Regions from separate parts of the Homo sapiens genome. Here region 1 is linked to region 2. Evidence: chromatin loops called from intact Hi-C (ENCODE). Cell type or tissue: CD4-positive, alpha-beta T cell. All regions are shown on one strand. Links, peaks and the distances in the headings refer to the core of each region. The heading gives the core; the rest is flanking DNA.

Evidence for each region. Hi-C counts contacts between places; a loop is a spot of excess contacts. Peaks named below come from ENCODE experiments on the same cell type or tissue, not always from the same donor. Only the 100,000 strongest peaks of a DNase experiment are listed, where the experiment ranks them.
Region 1: it touches region 2 in a loop (6-fold over the local background); 2 of 110 quality-filtered maps call a loop at or near these places.

Annotation. Positions count from the first base shown.
Region 1 is chr19:14,567,275-14,579,044 of GRCh38, reverse strand. It overlaps NDUFB7 (NADH:ubiquinone oxidoreductase subunit B7), which reads left to right and starts at 6,979. Exons shown (of 3, transcript NM_004146.6): 1 at 6,979-7,156. The coding sequence starts at 7,045. RefSeq lists an enhancer at 6,758-7,047. In CD4-positive, alpha-beta T cell, for the core only: CTCF peaks have their summits at 4,693 (motif pointing left), 6,635 and 6,840 (motif pointing right); DNase peaks (open chromatin) are centred at 4,654 and 6,884; H3K4me3 peaks cover 1,271 bases; H3K27ac peaks cover 881 bases.
Region 2 is chr19:14,075,979-14,087,748 of GRCh38, reverse strand. It overlaps C19orf67 (chromosome 19 open reading frame 67), which reads left to right and starts at 1,966. Exons shown (of 6, transcript NM_001277378.2): 1 at 1,966-2,456; 2 at 3,872-4,016; 3 at 4,144-4,244; 4 at 4,327-4,512; 5 at 5,146-5,280; 6 at 5,741-6,125. The coding sequence starts at 2,122. The coding sequence ends at 5,915. RefSeq lists enhancers at 5,679-5,738, 5,999-6,288. In CD4-positive, alpha-beta T cell, for the core only: no CTCF peak of the experiment used is centred there; DNase peaks (open chromatin) are centred at 5,638, 6,278, 7,528, 9,178 and 1 weaker place; H3K4me3 peaks cover 1,780 bases; H3K27ac peaks cover 1,030 bases.

The DNA.
Region 1 (11,770 bases), core at 3,463-11,462, 490 kb before region 2:
CACTCCAGCCTGGGTGACAGAAAGAAACTCCATCTCAAAAAAATAAAAATAAAAATAAAGTAGAAACAGAAAAAGAAGAAAAAGAAAGAAGGAGAAAGGAATCACATGTACATGGGGGATTGCAATAAAGAGGAGGATCAGGCTGGGCATGGTGACACACGCCTGGAATCCCAGCACTTTGGGAGGCTGAGGCAGGTGGATTACCTGAGGTCGGGAGTTCAAGAACAGCCTGACCAATATGATGAACAACCAGCCTGGGTAAGGTAGGGAGACCCTGCCTCTACAAAATTAATGAAATATCCCTCTGATATTTATCATATCACAGGGTTTACGCACTGTGATATTAATGAAAAAATTAACCAGGCATGTTGGTACACACCTATAGTCCTAGCTACTCAGGAGGCTGAGGTAGGAGGATCCCTTGAGCCCAGGAATTCAAGGCTGCAATGAGCTGTGATTGTGCCACTGCACTCTGGCGTGGGCAACAAAGTGAGACCCTGTCTCAAAAAAATAAAATAAAAATAAAATTCCAGACCATCCCTTCTCATCCACTCTGTCTGCCATTTTTCCCCTTAACCATTGTCACAGTCTTATCATATCTCACATTGCACATACCTCACTTCCTAATCTTGTTCTCTGCCTGTCTTCCACCTATTAGCAGCTCAACTCCATGAGGGCAGGGATTTGTGTCTGTCTTGTTCACTGCCTGCCACACGGTAGGTGCTCAATGAATGTTTGTTGAATGAGTGAGTGACCTCCTGCCTGCCAAGCCCTGTCTAAGGCCACCCCTAAAGCCCCGCCCCTCCAGGCTCTCTCATCCCTCCAATACCAGCCAGCCACTCTCAATGCACACAGCATCAAACGCTGGGTGTCAGTAGCACTCCTGCCTGGATTAAAGACAAGTGTTCTGTCTGCCCCATAAGCAGAAGCGGGGCTTGCCCTGGGAGTCTTCTGCTGAGGCCTCACTGACCTTGTTTTTCCTCCTTCCCTGAAACTGAATCCCCCAGAGCATCTGGTCTCCCAACCAGCAGACTGTGGCAAGGTGCAGACACCACTCAGAATTTCCTTCCCCACCTCAGGTCCCACGTGGGCCCTCTGAGGCTGCTCTGCTCACAGAGTGCGAATGCAGCCCCTTCTGGAGCAGACCAGATGGGGCAGGACAGGAGAGCAAGGGAAGGAAGAAAGGGGAGAGGCGGGGAACTGTGGCCAATAAACCGGGTCCTGGCCAGGTGCGGTGGCTCATGCCTGTAATCCCACCACTTTGGGAGGCCGAGGCGGGAAGATCACCTGAGGTCAGGAGTTCGAGATCAGCCTGGCCAACATGGTGAAATCCCATCTCTACTAAAAATACAAAAATTAGCCAGGAGTGGTGGCGGGCGCCTGTAATCCCAGCTACTCAGGGGGCTGAGGCAGGAGAATTGCTTGAACCCTGGAGGCCGAGATTGCAGTGAGCCGAGATCTCACCACTGCACTCCAGCCTGGGTGACAGAGCAAGACTCCGTCTCAAAGAAAAAAAAAAAAAAAACAGGTCCCCTGGGAGCGGTGGGCAAGGGACACAGGAAGGTCTCCTTGGTGGGTGGTTGATAAAGAAAAAAACAGGAAGGATACAGATGATGGGTGATGGAGGCCCCCACATGCTGCCTAAAATCACCCTCACCCAAATATTGATACAGGAGATAGAAAGACATTATTTAGGCAGCTAGTGAGGGTAAGAGAGTCCTTGTCAGAGCTTCCCTTTTAACAAAAAGCAGCCCAGGCTGGGCTCAGTGGCTCACGCCTGTAATCCCAACACTTTGGGAGGCGGAGGCAGGCGGATCACCTGAGGTCAGAAGTTCGAGACCAGCTTGACCAACATAGCGAAACCCCGTCTCTACTAAAAAAAAAAAATACATATATATATATATATATATATATATATATATATATATATATACACACACAAAAATACAAAAAATTAGCCAGGCATGGTAGCGGGTGCCTATAATCCCAGGTACTCAGGAGGCTGAGGCAGGAAAATCACTTGAACCCGGGAGGCGGAGGCTGCAGCAAGCCAAGATTGCGCCATTGCACTCCAGCCTGGGCAACAAGAGCAAAACTCCAGCTCAAAGAAAACAAACAAACACACAAAAAAAACAGCCCAAGAAATTATTTATTTTTAACAACGAGCATCCTGAGAAATTGAGCTGCAAACATAGATAAGCAAGCTGGAAGCTTGCATGAGAAAATGCCAGCAGCTGTGCCAATAGAAAAGGGCTACCTGAGGGCCAGGCATGTTCAACATGGAGTCTCCATCTTCCCTTTTATTATCACGTGTACAGTAAAAAATAAATAAATAGATAAAAAATAAACGGGCATGATGGTGCAGGCCAGGCAGAGAACCTACCTACATAATGAAAGATTAAGGTGGGGGGACTTCCAGAAATTCGCGCCCTATGCAAATGGCACACCTAGTCCTAAACAGTTTTTGCGCCCTATGCAAATAGCACACCTGGCCCAACCAATCTTTCAAGCCCTATGTAAATCAGACACTGCCTGCTCACCAAGCATCTATAAAACGCCCTGCATTTCACCTCAAAACCAGCAACCTGTTCAGGACCCCTCTCTCTGCAGCAGAGACAGGTATTCTTTCACCTGTTAAACTTTCACTCTTGGCCAGGCGCAGTAGCTCACGCCTGTAATCCCAGCACTTTGGAAGGCCGAGGCGGGTGGGTCATTTGAGGTCAGGAGGTCCTGGCCAGCGTGGTGAAACCTCATCTCTACTAAAAATACAAAAAATTAGCCAGGTGTGGTGGCACACACCTGTAATCTCAGCTACTCAGAGGCTGAGGCACGAGAATCACTTGAACCCAGGAGGCAGAGGTTGCAGTGATCTGAGATCCTGCCATTACACTCCAGCCTGGGCAACAGAGCAAGACTCCATCTCAAAAAATAAGTAAATAGGCCAGGAGGGTGACTCACACCTGTAATCCCAGCTACCTGGGAGGCTGAGACAGGAATTACTTGAACCCAGGAGGTGAAGGTTGCAGTGAACCGAGATTGTGCCACTGCACTCCGGCCTGGGTGACAGAGCAAGACTCCATCTCAAAAAAATAAATAAATAAATATAAACTTCCTCTCTTAACCTCACTCCTTGTGTGTCCACGTCCTTGATTTCCTCCGCTGTAAGACAACGAATCTCAGTTATCACCCCAGACAATGGCCCTTTCAGTATCATTCCCCCCAGGTCCCCAGTGCTCGGTAAGGCTAGGCCAGGCTGAACCATTTGAGTCCTGGAAGTTTAGAATGGAATGGGCCACATGCCTCCACGCCCAACCCCAGTCATCCCTGGCTTGAATCCCTTCAGCCTCTGGTGAAATGACTGGTCACAGTAGCCTCCTTTGTTTGGCTTTCTAGCGCCAGACTGTGACCTGGATGAAAGAAACAATAGTGAGCATGTATTGAGCACCTACTGGATGCCAGGCACTAAGCACTTTTGATGCAACCATCTGATTCTTCCACCTTCTCTATTTATTTATTCCTGTGTTTATTCAACAAATTATTTATTTTATTGTATTGTTCTGTATTTATTTTCAGAGACAGGGTCTTGCTCTGTTGACCAGGCTGGAGTGCAGTGGCATGATCATTGCTCACTGCAGCCTCAACCTCCTGGGCTCAAGCGATCCTCCCACTTCAGCCTCCCAAGTAGCTGGGACTACAGGTGCATGCCACCAGCCCGGCTAATTTTTTTATTTTTTTGTAGAGACAGGGGTCTCCCTATATTGCCCAGGCTGGTCTCAAAGTCCTGTTCTCAAGTGATCCTTCTGCCTCCGCCTCCCAAAGCCGTGTAATTACAGTCGTTAGCCACCGCACCCAGTCTATTCAACAAATATTTTCTAAGCATCTACTGCACGCCAGTTCTGTTCTAGGTGCAGTAATATGGCAGTGAACAAGACAGACAAAATTCCCTGCTTCACAGAGCTGAGTTGAGAGAAGAGACCAATAATAAACAAAATAAATAAGGCAAATGGATCGCAGTTTAAATGGTGCTAAGTGCGAAGGAGGAAAATAAAGGTCCAGCATGATGGCTCACGCCTGTAATCCCAGCACTTTGGGAGGCCAAGGCAGGTGGTTTGCTTGAGCCCAAGAGGTTGAGATCAGCCTGGGCAACATGGCAAAACCTCATCTCTACAAAAATACAAATATTAGCTGGGCGTAGTGGCACGCACGTGGAATCCCAGCTACTCGGGAGGCTGAGGCAGGAGGGTCGCCTGAGCCCAGGAGGCAGAGGCTGCAGTGAGCCGAGATCATGACACTGCACTCCAGCCTGGGTAATAGAGCAAGACCCTGTCTTGAAAAAATAAAAAAATAAAGCCAGGAAAGGGGTGGAATCCATCAGGAGGAGGGGAGCCCTCGCTGGCTGGGAACATTATGAGATAGGTATTACAAACCTCATCTTACAGATGAGTAAACTCAGTCTGCGAGAAATGAAGTCACTTCTGGGGGTCACACAGGGAAAGTGAGCTAGTACTGTAATTTGCCTCTCTGGACTCCCTTTGAGCTCTGACCTCTGGGTGAGCAGCTGAAGCACAGAGAAAGGAAGATTAAGGAGACACGCCCAGAACACGTCAGGGTTACTGGATGCAGCTGTGCAGGCTGTGCACGGCACAACTCCAGAAGCACCATTCATAGAGATCACAATGTGAATGCTGCCCCCTTGAGTCTAGAAGGGCACAAGAATCACAGATTAATGTGGTGGCCTGGAGATAGGGACAGGTCACACAGGTAGCCCTGGAAAGAAGGTCTCAGCTGGACGCAGTGGTTCAAGCCTGTAATCCCTGCACTTTGGGAGGCCGAAGCGGGTGGATCACCTGAGGTCAGGAGTTCAAGACCAGCCTAGCCAACATGATGAAACTCCGTCTCTACTAAAAATACAAAAAAATTATTTGGGAGGCCAAGGCGGGCGGATCACAAGGTCAGGAGATCAAGACTATCCTGGCTAACACGGTGAAACCCCGTCTCTACTAAAAATACAAAAAAAGTAGCCGGGCGTGGTGGCGGGCGCTTGTAGTCCCAGCTACTCGGCAGGCTGAGGCAGGAGAATGGCGTGAACCCGGGAGGCGGAGCTTGCAGTGAGCCGAGATTGCGCCACTGCACTCCAGCCTGGGCAACGGAGCAAGACTCCGTCTCAAAAAAAAAAAAAAAAAAATTAGCTGGCCGTGATGGCACCCACCTGTAATCCCAGCTACTTAGGAGGCTAAGGCAGGAGAATCGCTTGAAACCAGAAGGCGGAGGTTGCGGTGAGCCGAGATCACACCACTGCACTCCAGCCTGGGCAACAAGAGTGAAACTCTGTCTCAAAAAAAAAAAAAAAAAAGAAAGAAAAAGAAAAGTCTCTATTGCCAGTTGTCTATTCTCAATAGCTTGCTTTTTTCACTTAATATATCAGCAGCCACTTCCCCATGTCAACACATAAAGATCTAGTTGAGTAATTCTCCCAAAGCTGGTCACTAGACCAGCAACATCACATCACCTGGGAATTTTTATAGACAGGGTCTCACTCTGTTGCCTAGGCTGGAGTGCAGTGATGGGATCACGGCTCACTGCAGCCTGGAACTCCTGGGCTCAAGTTATCCTCCTGCCTCAGCCTCCCGAGTAGCTGGGACTACAAGCGTGCACCACCACACCCAGCTTTTTTTTTTTTTTTTTTTTTTGTAGAGATAGAGTCTCCCTATATTGCCCAGGCTGGTCTCAAACTCCTGAGTTCAGGCGATCCTCCCATCTCAGCTTCCCAAAGCTCTGAGATTACAGGTGTGAGCCACTGCCCTGGCCCATATTTTTTTTTTTCCATTAGACTGTTTTTCTGTTCCATTAGACTGTAAGCTTGAAAGACAGGAACCACGTCTGCCTTTCTGTCTGACCACTGGACCCAGCATACCATACAGTAGATGCCTAATACATGCTTTGTCAGACTGGGGAAAAATATATATTAGATATTAATATTAGATATTAATATATTTTAAAATTGTATAAAGATTGCATATATATATATAATTTATTTGAAATTTCAGCTTTAAATAATTGTTTTTGACCAGGCACAGTGGCTTACGCCCATAATCCCAACACTTTGAGAGGCTGAGGCGGGAGGATCCCTGGAGCCCAAGAGTTCAAGGTTGCAGTGAGCTATGATTGTGCCACTGTGCTCCAGCCTGGGCGACAGAATGAGACCCTATCTCAAAAAATAATAATATAATAATAACTGTATTTATGAATAACTTTTATTTAAATTAAATTTATCAAAATCTTTCTTGGACAGGCACTGTGGCTCATGCCCGTAATCCCAGCAATTTGGGAGGCTGAGGCGGGGGAATCACTTGAGGTCAGGGGTTCGAGACCAGCCTGGCCAACTGGCGAAACCCCGTCTCTACTAAAAATACAAAAATTAGCTGGGGGTGGTGGCGGGCGCCTGTAATCCCAGCTACTCAGGAGGCTGAGGCAAGAGAATTTGAGCCCAGGAGGTGGAGGCTGCAGTGAGCCGAGATCGCGCCAATACACTCCAGTCTGGGCGACAGGTACTGTGTCTCCAAAAACAAAAAATTCTTAAAGTGACTTTATGCAAAATTACATACATTAACGATATAATAGATATCGTGCCTTTTTTAAGAGAAATTTGAATGTTTTCAAAGAAAAAACTTTTTGGAAAATGATATGAAAAATAATTTTAATATGTGCTTTAGCCTCGGGCTACCAGAAGAGCCCCAGATAGGGTCGAGGGAGGCCTCAGTCCCACACCGTCCCCTTCTGCCCCGCCCAGATGGATTTCCAGGCTCAGGGAAGTCCCCTCTCGGGTCCAACCATATCCTGCGAAGAGACACAGCACCTGTCCCGCCTCCGCCTGTCCGCGAGGTGACGCCAGGCGGACCGGAGCGATCCTCTGGAGTCCTTCATCTCTATGATCTCCGCAGCTGCCTAAATGACCCGGAAGCTGTGTCTGACTGAGGGGTCAGTGGTTCCGGGTAGGAGCTAGGTGACCCTCGGCTGCTGCAGGGATCTGCAGCGACTGCAGCCATGGGGGCCCACCTGGTCCGGCGCTACCTGGGCGATGCCTCGGTGGAGCCCGACCCCCTGCAGATGCCAACCTTCCCGCCAGACTACGGCTTCCCCGAACGCAAGGAGCGCGGTGAGGCCCAGTGCGCAGGCGCAGCCAGAGGGCGTGGGGCGCGGGTGCCTGAACACCTGGCACCCCAGGGCTGGCACCCCAGGGCTGGGCTCTAACCTCAGGTGTTGTATCTGGGTTTGGGTCTAGACTAGGAGTCCACAGGACGTGCATGACCCCACCTCAGTGTGGAGGCGTTCCAGCCCAAGGGCACGGCTTGAGCAAAAGCCAGGGAGCAAAAGTGAGGCGACAAGTGGGGGTTCGGGCAGGAATGCGACGCGCAGAGCTGGGTCGAGTCTTTTTTTTTTTTCTTTTGAGACGGAGTCTCGCTTTTTCTTTCAGGCTGGAGTGCAGTGGCTTGGTCTCGATTCACTGGCAGCCTCCACCTCCCGGGTTCAAGCGATTCTCCTGCCTCAGCCTCGCGAGTAGCTGTGATTACAGATGTGTACCACCATGCCCAGCTACTTTTTTGTATTGTTAGTAGAGACGGGGTTTCTCCTTGTTGGCCAGGCTGCTCTTGAACTCCTGACCTCAAGTGATCCGCCCGCCTCGGCCTCCCCAAGTGCTGGGATCGCAGAAGTCAGTCACCACGCCCGGCCTCGGGCCAAGTCTTGGGGGACGTGGGGAGTCATGGGAGGGCAGGGACACGTTCATTGTACCCCCTTCCTGATGTCACTGCAATTGTGGGGTATGCACAAGGAAATAAGGAAGATTCGAGCTGCAAATACTGTCCTGCAAAGTGCTTTGTTTTGCTTTGAGACGGGATCTTGCTCTGTTGCCCAGGCTGAGTGTAGTGGCACAATCACAGCTCATTGCATCCTCGACCTCCTGGGCTCAAATGATCCTCCCGCCTCAGCCTCCCGAGTAGCTGGGACTACAGGAGCGCCCCAGGATGCCAGACTGATTTTTTATTTTTTGTAGAGTTGGGGGTCTTGCTGTGTTGCCCAGGCTGGTCTCAAACTCCTGGGCTCAAACGATCCTTCTGCCCAGCCTCCCAAAGTGCTGGGATTGAAGATGTGAGCCACTACGCCCAGGATGGTTTTTTGGTTCGTGTGTTTGTTTTTGCTTTTAATGTAGTAATATCACAGGCATACCGAGCACCAGCTCTGGGCCACGTCCCACATTAGGCACCGCGGATACAGCAGGGAACTGGAGGGATGCAGGCACTGTCTCCAGAGAACTCAGCACAGTGGGAAAGATTGTGGAATCAGGCAGAGCTGGGGGTGTCAAAGCAGGCTTCCAAGAGGCAGTGGCTGGAAACAAAGACGTGAAGGGTGGCCGGTCGTGGTGGCTCATGCCTGTAATCCCAGCACTTTGGGAGGCTAAGGCGGGCAGATCACCTGGGGTCAGGAGTTTGAGACCAGCCTGGCCAACATGGTGAAACACCATCTCTACTAAAAATATAAAAATTGAGGCCGGGCATGGTGTCTCACACCCATAATCCCAGCACTTTGGGAGGCCGAGGCGGGCAGATCACGAGGTCAGGGGATTGAGACCATCCTGGCCAATGTGGTGAAACCCTGTCTCTACTAAAAATACAAAAATTAGCCAGGGGCGTGGTGGTGCACACCTGTAGTCCCAGCTACTCAGGAGGCTGAGGCAGGAGAATCGCTTGAACCCAGGAGGCAGAGGTTATAGTGAGCCGAGATCACACCACTGCACTCCAGCCTGGGCGACAGAGCAAGACTCCATCTCAAAAACAAAATACAAAAATTAAGCCGGGCACGGTGGCTTATGCCTGTAATCCCAGCACTTTGGGAGGCCAAGGCCGGTGGATCACCTGAGGTCAGGAGTTTGAGACCAGCCTGGCCAACATGGTGAAACCCCGTCTCTACTCTACTAAAAATACAAAAATTAGCCAGGTGTGGTGGCGCATGCCTGTAATCCCAGCTGTCTGGGAGGCTGAGGCAGGAGAATTGGCTGGAACCCAGGAGGCAGAGGTTGCAGTGAACCAAGGTCAGGCCACCACACTCCAGCCTGGGTGACAGAGCGAGACTGTCTGAAAAAACAAAACAAAACAAAACAAAGATGTGAAGGGGCATGAGTAGGGGTTGACCAAAGAGAGGTGGCAGAGCCAAGCTTCTAAGCAGAGGAGGGACACAATCAGTTTTGGTTGGTCAAAAGGTCACACTGTCTACTGAGTGGGCGACAAGCTTGAGACAGAGACCTCTAAGCAGCCTGGATTTGAGAGAAAGTTGGGAGATGGTATAATCACTCCAGTGTCCACACTCCGGGTAGTCCTTCCGCCCCAGCTGAACCTGCAGTTCATTGGTCCGTCCACCTTCCTCCCACTGCCTCACATACCTTGCTTTCCCCAAGATCAGCTTTGCAAACGCTAGCAACCTGCTGCCCTTCTCTCTTGCTTACTCTGGATAAACTCACCTCTTTCCCTTCCTTGGTGCCTATCCCCGTGCAACTGAACATAATGGGGGGCGGGGAGATAAGAAAAAAACAGCTCTAAGCCAGGCAAAATGGCTCATGCCTGTAATCCCAACGGTTTGGGAGGCAAAGGCAGGAGGATTGCTCAAGGCCAGAAGTTCAAGAACAGCCTGGGCAACATAGCAAGGCCCTGTCTCTACAATTTTTTATTTTTATTTTTTAATTAGCTGGGTGTGGTGGCGCATTCCTGCAGTCCCTGCTGACCGGTCTCCCGATTGGTACTCCAGTGGACTCTTTATGGTGCCTGGCCTTTCTCTTACCTCCCGGATCCTTCACTCTCTCCCTCCCTCCTAGATCACTGTCCCCTGCCCTCTCTTTCCTCCTTTCCACCCCCTTTCAGCCAGTCACTTTGCTCACTGCAACATCTGCCTTCCCGGTTCAAGCGATTCTCCCGCCTCAGCCTCCCGAGTAGCTGGGATTACAGGTGCGTGCCACCACACCTGACTCATTTTTGTATTTTTAGTAGAGACAGGGTTTTACCATGTTGGCCAGGCTGATCTCGAACTTCTGACCTCAAGTGATCCACCTGCCTCGGCCTCCCAAAGTGCTGGGTTTACAGGCGTGAGCCACCGCGCCTGGCCCATATTTATTTATTTGTTTGTAGAGATGGGCTCTCGCTCTGTTGCTTAGGCTGGAGTGCAGTGGGGTGGTTATCACCCACTGCAGCCTCAAACTCCTGGGTTCAAGCGATCCTCCCGAGTAGCTCTGGATACTCCGTGTGCACTACCGTGCAAAGATAATTTTATTTTTTTCTGGACATGGGATCTTTCTGTGCTCCCCAGGCTGGTCTCCCTAATACTTAAGCACTGCCAGACACGCTGTGGTGCTCTGTCTTCTGTCTGTTCTGTGTCTCCCTCTGAGGGCAGGGACACTTGTGTGTTGTGTTGCCTGCTGTATCCCCACCACTAAGCACACAGTAGGCAGTCTAAAGTCCTTGCTGCTAGCTGATTATAAGTTCAAGACAAAAGAGGGAGGAGTCTAGGATTGCCACCTGGAGCTCCAAGTGCAGATAGGGAACAGCCAGGGGCTGCAGGTGATACCCAGGCCTGGGGCTCAAGCGAGGTGTGGGGTGGAGGGACCACATCGGGCTCATCTACATACGGGGCGGCAGCAGAGAAAAAGGCTCTCAGGCCGGGCACAGTGGCTCACACCTGTAATCCCAGCACTTTGGGAGGCCAAGGTGGGTGGATCACCTGAGGTCAGGAGTTCAAGACCAGCCTGACTAACATGGCGAAACCCCATCTCTACTAAAAATACAAAAATTAGTCGGGCATGGTGGCAGGCGCCTGTAGTTCCAGCTACTCAGGAAGCTGAGGCAGGAGAATTGCTTGAACCTGGGAGACAGGGGTTGCAGTGAGCTGAGATCTTGCCACTGCCCTCCAGCCTGGGTGACAGAGTGAGACTCCATCTCAAAAGAAAAGAAAAAGGCTCCCAGAACAAAGCGTAAGGTAAGGCAGCCATAGAGATGGGAGGAAACCTGGGGAGGAGGGATGTGGGAGGAGCCACAGGAAAGAAGGAAGCGGGAGGCTGGGGTCCTGGGCTGTTGGGTGGCCCTGTGAGAGCCCGTGTCTGGGCAGTGAGGGGGTAGGGCAGAAGCCAGGGAATGGGACAAGGGGCAGGAGAGGAGGACCTGGGCCTCAGTGGGATGAGAGAATCGCAGCTGGGAAGCAAAGGGGAGAGAAGCCAGCAGGGGACGACTGCCATTGAGATGTGAATATATCTCGTCTCACTTGCGCAGATGGGAAGGAGCTGGGACCGAGAAAGATGTGGTGGACGTCAGGAGGGCTAGGGAGGCTGGGTCTGAGGGAGGCGGTGGGGAACGAGTGCAGGATCGCCAGGCACAGGCTCCGGGGTGAGTGTCCAGGATTCCTCATGCTCCCATCGGCCCCCTCCTGAAGGTTGATTTGTCCGGAGTCAGGTTTGCTAGGTGAGTGGGGCACCGGGACCCAGATACTAGTCCAGCTGTCTTCTGAGCCCACGCCTAAGTACCTTACAGGTACTGTTAGCTCAGTGGATGCTCGGGTAACTTCCATGACCGGATGGTCAGTTCTGAGGCTGAGAGAGAGGCCACGCCGCCGGCCAGTGCAGAGCTGGGCCTTGGGTGGGTTGCAGACAAGAAAGGCTGGGAGTGCTGCCTGGAGCCCCAGGTGCAGGTGGAGGGGCTGAGGGTTACTCTGGGAGAAGGTGGATTCTGAACTC
Region 2 (11,770 bases), core at 1,583-9,582:
GGAGAAAAACAGAAACAATGAATTATAGCTGCCTCACAGCCATGTATAACAATAATTGCTCCAGGAAGGTGGGAATATTTGCTTTTTTTTCTTCTGTAATCTCACCGTGTCCGTGTCCAGAACAGAGCTAGGCACACAGCAGGTGCTCAATTTTTGTTTTTCGTTTAGACAGGTTTCATTCTTTCACCCAGGCTGGAGTGCAGTGGTGCTATCATAGCTCATTGTAGCCTCAAACTCCTGGGCTGAAGTGATCCTCCCACCTCAGCCTCCTGAGTAGCTGGGACTACAGGTGCACTCTGCCATGCCGGGCTAACTTTTAAAAATTTTTGTCCGGGCACAGTGGCTCATGCCTGTAATCCCAGCACTTTGGGAGGCCGAGGTGGGTGGATCATGAGGTCAGGAGTTCAAGATCAGCCTGGCCAAGATGATGAAACCCTGTCTCTACTAAAAATATAAAAAAAAATTAGCTGGGCGTGGTGGTGGGTGCCTGTAATCCTAGCTATTCAGGAGGCTGAGGCAGAGGATTGCTTACACCTGGGAGGCGGAGGGTGCAGTGAGCCAAGATCGTGCCACTGCACTCCAGCCTGGGTGACAAAGTGAGACTCTGTCTCAAAAAAAAATCTTTGTGTGTGTGTGGAGATGAGGGTATGCACTTTGTTGGCCAGGTTGGCCTCGAACTCCCAGCCAAGCAATTCTGCCTGGGATTACAAGCGTGAGCCACCATGCCTGGCCTCAAATATTGTTGAATGGCTAGCAGTTAAGTCCTTGGGTTTATAAGCATTTCCTCAACTGTCCTCCCAAGTCCCCATAAGACAAAAAACTCATAAAATCCCACCTTACAGAAGAGGCAGCTGGCCCGGCACAGAGATGCTGTCTGCCCCGGGTCACACAGGGTGGCATCTGACACCTGTCTGAGTTCTTCACTCAGAGTCTTTAAATATAATTAGCGTATTTGACATAATGTACATTAAAAACTATAAACCTGTCAGCCTTTGTCTACTGCAAAGAATCCACTACAAATATTGGGGCAGGGATCTGTTCTTGGACCATAGTAGTGTCTCCAGACCTCATGGTCCTCTTCATTAAAACAACAGAAAATTCCTTCTGGGCCATCAGATGAGACCATGAGATAGAAGATTTCCAAGTGAAGATTTTGTTTCAAGACAGAGTCTTGCTCTGTCACTCAGGCTAGAGTGTACTGGTGCAATCATAACTGTGGTGACAGCCTCGAACTTTTGGGTACAAGTGATTCTCATGCCTCAGACAACACCCAACTAATATTTTGGTTTTTGTATAGACAGGGTCTTGCTATGTGGCTTAGGCTGGTCTTGAACTCCTGGCCTCAAGCAGTCCTCCCGCTTCAGCCTCCTAAAGTGTCAGGATTACAGACATGAGCCACCAAGTCCAGCCTGAAGATTTTTAAAAATTATTGTTAGTAGTAGTCGCCAGAGTTACTACATCCAAAGTCCCTACTAAGTTCTAAGTAGTCCCTACTAAGTTCTAAGGCAGTTTCTCAACTCATTAGAGTTGTTTTTTGTTTTTAAAGAAAAAAAGAGGCTGGGCACTTTAGGAGACCGACACGGGAGGATCGCTTGAGTCCAGGAGTTTGAGACCAACCTGGGCAACATGGGCCCCCATCTCTAAAAATTTTAAATTAAAAAAATGTTTTAACAACAAAAAGCGTTCTGGGAGTGAGGGGCTGGGGCCTGGGCGGCCTCATTCCATATACCTGTGCCGGGTTGAGGGGTTGGAGACACGTTTAGAGACCCCTCCACTCTAGGAATCCACCTCGAGAGATAAAGGTCCCGGCCCTAGCCACACCCCCAGGACACGGCCAGAGGCCACCTCCCTAGGCGGGTCCCTCCCCACCGCCAGGTTCCTGGAGCGCGTGCGGCGCGTGTGCAGGGGTAGGGGGCCGCAGGCGCGCGGACTGGAGAGGCGCGCCCCTCCCGCGTGTTGAAATTCAAAAGAGGCGAACGGCCCCCGGCGCGGCGGCGCGGCTCCGGTGGAGAGGTCAAGGCAGGGGCCAGTCGGAGGCTCCCGGGGCGGGGTCGAACCCGCGGCCAACCTGAGCAGCAGCGGAAGCTTAAAGAGCTCAGGTTCCCGCCCCCCGGCCCTACCATGGCTACAGAGCAGTGGTTCGAGGGGTCGCTCCCCCTGGACCCTGGAGAAACACCGCCTCCAGACGCCTTGGAACCTGGGACGCCGCCCTGCGGAGACCCCTCCAGGTCGACGCCCCCTGGCAGGCCTGGGAACCCATCTGAGCCGGATCCTGAAGATGCCGAGGGGCGGCTGGCTGAGGCCCGGGCCTCCACGTCTTCCCCCAAACCTCTGGTCCCCCGGCCTGGGCCAGCACCTCCCCGCCTATCCCTGGACACTTTGTTCAGCCCCATCACCCAACAGCTGCGCTACCTACTGAAGAAGGCAGATGATTTCCAGAGCTACTTGCTCTACAGGTGATGCTGGACAGGGTCCCAGGTCCCCATGGGTAAGGAGACTTGGAGGGGAGGCGACAGGATGGGTGACACACACCAGGGTCGCAAAATTACAAGCGCTAGGAGCCAGAGGGAGACAGTGGAAGAAGCTAGCATATTAGAATCCAGTTTAAGAGAATGAGGAAGACTGTAGAATTGCGGGTAGGGGATGGCTGCTATTACTGTCGTGGCAGTGTGGGCCTGGGGTTGTCAAGTCTCTAGGACTTTTTCTCCCAGTTTTTAAGTGCTGTCTTACATTTTGAGCCCTGTGCTGGCTAAACAAGACCCACCTGAGCCAAACTTGGCCTGCAGGACATCAGTTTGAGACTCCAAAGGATAATGTGATTCCCAGACCAGGTTTCCCTGTGACTCTCAATTTCAGTGTCCATTGGAATTTCCTAGGAGGCTGGGTTGGGTTTTGTTTGCGTGTTTGTTTTTGAGATGGAGTCTCACTCTGTCGCCCAGGCTGGAGTGCAGTGGTGCAATCTCAGCTCACTGCAACCTCCGCCTCCCGGATTGAAGCAATTCTCTGCCTCAGCCTCCCGAGTAGCTGGGATTACAGGCGCCCACCAACATGTGTTGCCCGGCTAATTTTTTTCTTTTCTTAGTAGAGACAGAGTTTCACCATCTTGGCCAGACTGGTCTTGAGCTCCTGACCTCATGATCCACCCGCCTTGGCCTCCCAAAGTGCTGGAATTACAGACGTGAGCCACCGCGCCTACCCGAGGCTGGGTTTTTTTGTTTTGTTTTGTTGTTATGTGTTTTTTTGAAATGGAGTCTTGCTCTGTCACCTAGGCTGGAGTGCAGTGGGGCGAACTCAGCTCACTGCAACCTCCGCCTCCCAGGTTCGAGGGATTCTCATGAGGCTGTTTTTTTTTTTTTAATGAGACAGGGTCTCGCTCTGTCACCCAAGCTGGAGTGCAGTGGGGCAGTCATAGCTCACTGCACCCTCGAACTCCTGGTCTCAAGCAATCTTCCCACCTCCACCTCCTGGGTAACTGGGACTACAGGTGCCACCATGCCCAGCTAATTATTTTTGTGTAGAGATGGGTTCTTGCTATGTTGCCTAGGCTTGTCTGGAACTCCTGGCCTCAAGCAATCCTCCAGCCTCAGCCTCCCAAAACTCTAGGATTGCAGGCGTGAGCCACTGCGCCCAGACCCTGCAGGAAGCTCTGGGTCCTAAGTGTTGTGAGACTCAGGTGTCAGCACTTTAACAAGTGTTCCAAATGGGTTTGATGCAGGTAAACCAGAAAGATGTTCAGAAAAGACCTGAAACTGGGGGCTTTTCTAATGGGTCAAAGCCAGGGATACAGGTTGGGATTGAGTAGAATGGGGAAAACTGCGGGGTGGGGAGGGGTTGTGAGGGATTCCAGGCAAAGGCCCCCTTCTTCCTTCAGCAGAGACCAAGTACAGAAGGAGCAGCTGGCCAAGGCCATGCCCACCTTCTTACAGATGTGTGAGCCCTACTTCCTGTACCTGGAGGCAGCCGCGAGAAGCATACCCCCCATCTATGGACCCCTGCAGGAGCTGGTCCGAAAGGGGGTGTGTGGAGGTTTCTTAGACCCCACGCCCCTTTCTTCTCGCAGCTCTGAGCCTGTGGGGATGGTGGAGGGGGAGGCCCACTCCTCGCAGGCCAGCTGATCTCACTGTACCCCCCTCTTGTATGCAGCTGTTAGAGATCTCCCAACAGCTGACCCTGCGCCTGGAACAGCTGGTCCTCATGTACGCTTCCTTTGGGTTCGTGGACCTGGAGGAGATGAACCCCCTTAGGTAAAATGGTAGGAGACTCAGATGGGGGGATGAAGGAGTCCAAGGCCCAGCCTCACCCCTCCATTCTCTCATGTCTCGCCAGCATCTCCTGTTTCTTTTGCGGGAGGTTCTCCATCAGCCTGTCCCATGAGGTCTCCATCTTCAGATACTGTGCCCCAACCGCCTACACTGCCAGCCGCTTCCCCCGCTACCTCTATAAGAAGATGCGCTGGCACCTGGAAGCCACCCCAGAGGCCCCTGGTCGGGGACAAGATTCCCTTGTGGATTAGTAAGTCCTCTTACCCAAATCAAAGTCCTCCCCTTTCTATGATGAATGCCAATATGACCCTCCAAACCGTCACCAGCAAAGTGAAAAGTGAGCCAGGGCCCGAGGCAGTGGCTCACGCCTGTAATCCCAACACTTTGGGAGGCCGAGGCAGGAGGATCACTTGAGCTCAAGAGTTTGAGATCAGCCTGGGCAAGATGGCAAGACCCTGTCTCAACAACAAAGAAATTCGCCAGGCGTGATGGCTGGCACCTGTAGTCCCAGCTACTTGGGAGGCTTAGGCAGGAGGAGCACTTGAGCCCAGGAATCAAGGCTACGGTGAGCTGTGATTGTGCCACTGCACTCCACCCTGAGTGGAAGCAATAATCTGTCTCTTAAAAAAAAAAAAAAGTGAACCAGGAAACTAAAGGCTTTTGAAAGGCTACCTCTATTTTCTTAAAACCCACCCTCCCACCAAAATAAAAGTTCTCATCTTAAAAGTAGGCTGGCAGGGAGAAAAGGCCTTGGAGTCACATTCCTACCTGAGAACTTCAGGGCAACTTCTGATGAGTTCCCACCTCAACTCCAAAATTAAAGCCCTCAACAGAAGTAGCTAGGAAGCTGATCACTTCTAATTACAGCTCCCTCCCCTCCTAGCTACTTTCTGTGCTATCGAGATACTTGGGAAGACACAGGCCAGAGTCCAGCCAATTCGTGCCCACAGATCCAGAAGCTGTGGTCCATCGGCCGATGGGTGCCCCTAGGACCAGCCGAGGATGACCTTTATTCATGGTAGGAGCTAGGGCAATAGCAACGTGGGCCTGGGAGCTGGAGGGGGAGGCAGAACCCCACCAAAGACAATCCACCTTCCCAAACACTTTGCTTCCCTTAGTAGTGATAGCATTTTATTGTGCCCTGAAAAGCACTTCATGCAGACCCCAGTAACAACCCATGGAGATCTATGCTATTGGCCCCATTTAACAAAGAAAACAGGGTGCTCAGAGAAGTTGTTACCTGCCCAAGGACACACAGCTAGCAGAGCGAATGGACAGGTCAGGACCAGTTATTCAGCCTCTAGGAGCCATTACTAAGTCTCTGATCAACAAGGAAACAAGTTTCCCCCGGGGGTTTTTCCCACCCGCAGCTGAAACAAAGCCTCTTTCACCTGAGCCTCTCACTCAAAGGGAGGGACTCCCGAGGGGCAGGGGGCACTCAAGTCCAGGCCTGTCTATCCCTGGCCCCCCCACCCCAGGATTTTGTGCCCGCAGCCGCTTGGGGACTACCAGCAGCTGCTGACCATCGGCTTCGAGGAGCCCACGCCCACGCTGGCCACCGACCTGCTGGTGCAGATCCTCACGGGCCAGGCAGGCCAGGCCCGGCCTCCGAGCGCAGCCGGGCCTGCGGGGTGGGCAGCGCAGGGGTCTTGAACCTGGGGAAGAGGGTAGGAGCTGGAACTTGACAGTTCCAAACTCCAGAATAGGGGGCAGGGGAGGGGCTCACTCGTTCTCGCAGTGCAGCCCGGCCTCGCCTTCCAAAGGGCCAGGCCGAGCTGACCTGTCTGCACCGAGTCCGGCTTGGCCGTGGGGCCCTGAATGCGGACACGTCAGTTTTGTGTTAAATAAAAGAAAGAAAGAGGTCACAGGCTCAGCGTCCGCTGCGAATGCCGCGCCCCTCCCCCGGGGGATTGCCCCACCCACTCGCGTGGCCTTCTGGGAAATGTAGTCTTTTGAAAGAAGCCTGGAATTCGCCAATAGGCGGACGAGAGTTTGGCGCATGCGCATAGGCGCACATGAAGCAAAAAGGGAAGTGGTGCCCGTCAACACCGGAACCCAGAAAACTGCAAGTTTAGGGTACCGGGGAAATTCAACGTCCACTGGAGGAAGAGACTTAAGGCTACGCCCACTCCCATATTTTGACCCGGAAGTTATTTATTTTAGCGTAGAAGACTACTTTTCCCGACGCGCCCCAGGAAAGTGCCCTCGATCAGTTTCCTAAGGGCCCGAGTTAGACTTTTTTTTTCTCTTCCAGCTTTTGGGACTTGGGGGCCGGACAGGTCGTCGTCTTTCTTGGGGTATCCGGGGTGCGGACAAGGTGGGAGAGCCCTACGGTATCCAAGCTTAGGATCTCTCAGCCTCTCTCTAATCTCGGACTGGAGAGGAGACCCTGGCTGAGAGAAATGAACTCACCTGCTCAAAGCTCCTGCGAGCAAGTGGCGGACCTTGGACCTGAACCGGGTACTTGTGATCGCAACCCGGTACTTGTGGCCCGTTGCAAGGAGGAAGGGTGTCCTCCTGAGCCAGGTGTCACTCAGCTGCGGGTTATACCCCTTTAATCCAAGAGGGACCCTTTTGGTTCTCCTCCCCTCCCCTCCCCTCCCCCCGCCCCCGGCAGCATTTTCATAGAGGAGACACCCAGAGCCCTGCCCTTATTTATGATTTTGAGCAAAGCACCTACCTTCCAGTCCCTGGCACATAGTATTAGCCTCCATTTCCAGATGATAAAAAAGGACGTTAGAGGTGAAATGAATCAATATTGAATGCCAACACTAGTTTCGCTCTTGTCGCCCAGGCTGGAGTACAATGGCATGATCTCGGCTCACTGCAACCTCCGCTTCCCAGGCTCAAGTGATTTTCTTGCCTCAGCCCCACGAGTAGCTGGGATTACAGGCTGATGCCACCAGGCCCAGCTAGTTTTTGTATTTCTAGTAGAGACGGGGTTTCGCCATGTTGGCCAGGCTGGTCTCCAACTCCTGACCTCAGGTGATCCGCTCGCCTCTGCCTCCCAAAGTGCTGGGATTACAGGCGTGAGCCACCGCGCCCGGCCACTATTGCTCTTCCATGGGTATTTCTGGTGACAATTTCTGACTGCATCAAGGATGTTTTTTAGTCCACAGCTGTGGTCTGAATGACATCAAGGAAATCCTGATGCTCCCTGATACCGCTTTGAGGGAGTCCCTGTGAGTTTTCCTGTGGCTCTAAGATGTTTTTCGGGGGGAGGGAAGGGTCTTGCTCTGTCACCCAGGCTGGAGTGCAATGGCGCAATCCTGGAACCTCCAACTTCTGCAAACTCTAACTCCTGGGTTCAAGTGATCCTCCCACTTCGGCCTCCTAAGCAGCTGGGAGTACAGGCAGCGACGATGCCCCTATTTTATTATTATTATTATATTATTATTATTATTGTAGAGAAGGGGGGGGTTCTTCCTATGTTGACCAGGCTGGTCTCGAACTCCTGGCTTAAGCTATCCTCCCGCTTCGGCCTCCCAAAGTGCTGGGATTACAGGCATGAGCCACCCTGCCCGGCCTTTAAGATTCTTTAGACTCGTGGGGTCCAATGGAAATATCAAGTGAGCTGCAAACGCAAATCACGTATGTAGTTTCAAATTTTCTAGTAACCACATAAAAAAATTAAGAGGTTAGGGCCAGGCGCCGTGGCTCATGCCTATAATCCCAGCACTTTGGGAAGCTGAGGCAGGCGGATCACGAGGTCAGGAGATTGAGACCATCCTGGCTAACACGGTGAAACCCCGTCTCTACTAAAAATACAAAAAATTAGCCGGGCGTGGTGGCAGGCGCCTGTAGTCCCAGCCATTCGGGAGGCTGAGGCAGGAGAATGGCGTGAACCCGGGAGGTGGATCTTGCAGTGAGCCGAGATCGCACCACTGCATTCCAGCCTGGGTGACACAGCGAGACTCCGTCTCAAAAAAAAATAAAAAATAAAAAATTAAGAGGTTAGATTCATTTTCGTGATATTTTATTTAACCTGTTATACCCAAAATATTATTTCAATGTATAATCCATGTAAAAAAATTATTGAGGTATTTTCCTTTTTTGTACTGTCTTAGAAATCTTGGCCGGACATGGTGGCTCATGCCCATAATCCCAGCACTTTGGGAGGCCGAGACAGGTGGGTCACTTGAGGTCACGAGTTCGAGACCAGCCTGGCCAACATGGCAAAATCCTGTCTCTACTAAAAATGCAAAAAAAAAAAACAAAAAAAAAAAAGGTGGGTGTGGTGGTGGGCGCCTGTGATCCCAGCTATTCAAGAGGCTGAGCCAGGAGACTCGCTTAAATCTGGGAGATGGAGGTTGCAGTGAGCCGAGATCGCACCACTACACTCCAGCCTGCGCAACAGAGCGAGACTCCATCTGAAAAAAAAAAAAAAAAGCCAGATGCAGTGGCTCACACCTGTAATCCCAGCACTTTGGGAGGCCGAGGCAGGCAGATCATGAGGTCAGGAGTTTGAGACCAGCCTGGCCAACATGGCGAAACCCCATCTCTACTAAAACTACAAAAATTAGCCGGGCATGGTGGCAGGTGCTGGTAATCTCAGCTACTCTGGAGGCTGAGGCAGGAGAACCGCTTGAGCCCAGGAGATGGAGGTTGCAGTGAGCCGAGATCGTGCCATTGCACTCCAGCCTGGGCAACAAGAGCAAGACTCCATCTCAAAAAAAAAAAAAAAAAAAAAAAGGAAAAGAAATCTAGCATTTCACATTTACAACATATCTCAATTCAGACTAGCCACAAGCAGCTCTAGACGGTCTCCTTTAAGTCAAATCCACTGTCTCTTAAGACAGGGTTTCGGGTGGGTGGTGACAGTACAGTACTGGAAGGGGAAGGAAACAAGCTTTGTTTCCTGGGTCCTGTTGCTGAGCAGCTTTCTACACCCTTGATTCTCAAACTTCCTAGTGTGCATCAGAATCACATGGAGAGTTTGATCATTAAGTCTGGGATGAGACCCAAGAAAGTGCTTTTTTTTCTCTCTCTCTTTTTTTTTTTTGGTAGAGACTTTGTCTTGCTATATTGCCCACACTGGTCTTGAACTCCCAGACTCAAGCAATTATCCCACCTCAGCCTCCCAAAGTGCTGTGATTATAGGCATGAGCCACCACACCTGGCCCCTGGAAGGCGCATGTCTAGCAATTCCCCAAGCATTGCGGATACTGCTGGTCCTGGTGCCACTACATTGAGAACTGCTGGTTTATATTTACTTCATGGTTCTCAGACTCAGCTGTATATTGTAATCACCTGGGAGCTTCAAAAAATACTGATGTCAAGCCCTTCCCCCATTCTGATTTACTTGACATATGGGGGCCTCAGTTGAGTTTAATATTCAGAAAAGTTAGAGAATCCCTCATCTATACTTAAGTAGTCCTGTCCACTCTTTTTTTTTTGGAGATGGAGTCTCGCTCTGTCACCCAGGCTGGAGTACAGTGGTGCAATCTCAGGGCTCACTGCAACCTCTGCCTCCTGGGTTCAAGTGATTCTCCTGCCTCAGTCTCTTGAGTAGCTTGGACTACAGGCATGCGCCACCATGCCTGGCTAATTTCTTGATTTTTAGTAGAGATGGGGTTTCTCCATGTTGGCCAGGCTGATCTCGAACTCCTGACCTCAGGTGATCCACTCGCCTTAGCCTCCCAAAGTGCTGGGATTACAGGCATGAGCCACTGCACCAGGCCTAATTTTTGTATTTTTAGTGGAGATGGGTTTTCACCATGTTGGCCAGGCTGGTCTCAAACTCCTGACCTCAGGTGATCCACCCACCTTGGCCTCCCAAAGTGCTGGGATTACAGGCATGAGCCACCATGCCCGGCCCCTGTCCACTCATGACATACTTAGTTCTTGGCTCCCCTGCTGGAAATTAAGACCAGCCTCTAGGTGTTTCCATTTTCCACCTTCCCAGGCTCTCTCCGCCTTTCTCTACATAGCTCCCACAGTCACAGTGAAGTATGCTGAGGATGGGGTCACTGGGCTGAGGATGGGGTCAGCTGATGAGCCCTTCATGGGCTGAGCTGCTCTTGGGTGCAGCCTTGTATCAGCATGACCTCTCTGTATTTTATGCATATGGATTTCACTAGACATTTGATGCCCCTATACAAGAGACAGAGTTGGACAGAGCCAAGAATTTGTTTTTGTTTAAGACAGAGTTTCGCTCTGTCACCCAGGCTGGAGTGCAGTGACACGATCTCAAGAGCCAAGAGTTGAAACAGCGATTCTAAAATGTTCCTGGGTTGGGTGTGGTGGTTCACACCTGTAGTCCCAGCTACTCAGGAGGCTGAGGCAGGAGGATCACTTGAGCCCAGGAGATCAAGGTTACAGTAAGCTGTGATCATGCCACTGCACTGCAGCCTGCGTGACAGAACAAGACTTGTCTCCAAAATTGAAAACATTTTTAAATTTAAACTTCCTGGGTCTCCCCTTTTCTGGTCTTAGTGAATTTTTTTTTTTTCTTAGGTTACAGATCTCACTCTCACCCAGGCTGGAGTGCAGTGGTTCAATCATAGCTCACTGTAGCCTCAACCTCCCAGGCTCAGGCGATCTCCTGCTAAGCTTCCAGAGTAGCTGGGACCACAGGCACATGCCACCACACCCGGTTAATTTTTTGTAGAGATGGGGTGGGGCAGTGTCTCGCTATGTTGCCCAAGCTGGTCTTGAACTCCTGGGATCAAGCAATCCTCCTGCCTTGGCCTCCCAAAGTGCTAGAATTACAGGCATGAGTCACCATGTCTGGTCCTCAGTGCACTTCTTTTTTTTTTTTTTAATATGGAGTCTTGTTCTGTCACCCAGGCTAGAGTGCAGTGGTGCAATCTCGGGTCATTGCAACCTCCACCTCCCGGGTTCACGCCATTCTCCTGCCTCAGCCTCCTGAGTAGCTGGGACTACAGGCACCCACCACCACGCCCGGCTAATTTTTTTTTTTTTTTTTGTATTTTTAGTAGAGATGGGGTTTCACCATATTAGCCAGGATGGTCTTGATCTCCTGACCTCGTGATCCACCTGCTTTGGCCTCCCAAAGTGCTGGGATTACAGGCGTGAGCCACCGCGCCAGGCCCTCAGTGCACTTCTAAGACACTGTAAAAATAGTCCCAGAATGTTAACTGTGCAGATACAGTTTTAGAGACAATTTAGGGTGTTCACCCACCCTCTTGAACCCCCATCCAGGGGAGAGAAATTAACCAGAGCTTGCAAATTGACAGCCACAGGCCCTATTGCAAACAGTTGTTGCTTGCCAACTTCCTTCCTTCCTCTCCTCCCGCACAACTTTAAAAGTTTTTTCTAGGCAGGGCGCCTAGAAAAAACTGGGAGGCTGAGGCCGGCAGATCACTTGAGGCCAGGAGTTCAAGACCAGCCTGGACAACATGGTGAAAACCCATCTCTACTAAAAATACAATAAATTAGCCGGTGTGGTGATGTGCACCTGTAATTCCAGCTACTCGGGAGGCTTAGGCAGGAGAATTGCTTGAGCCCAGGAGGCAAAGGTTGTAGTGAGCTGAGATCGCACCACT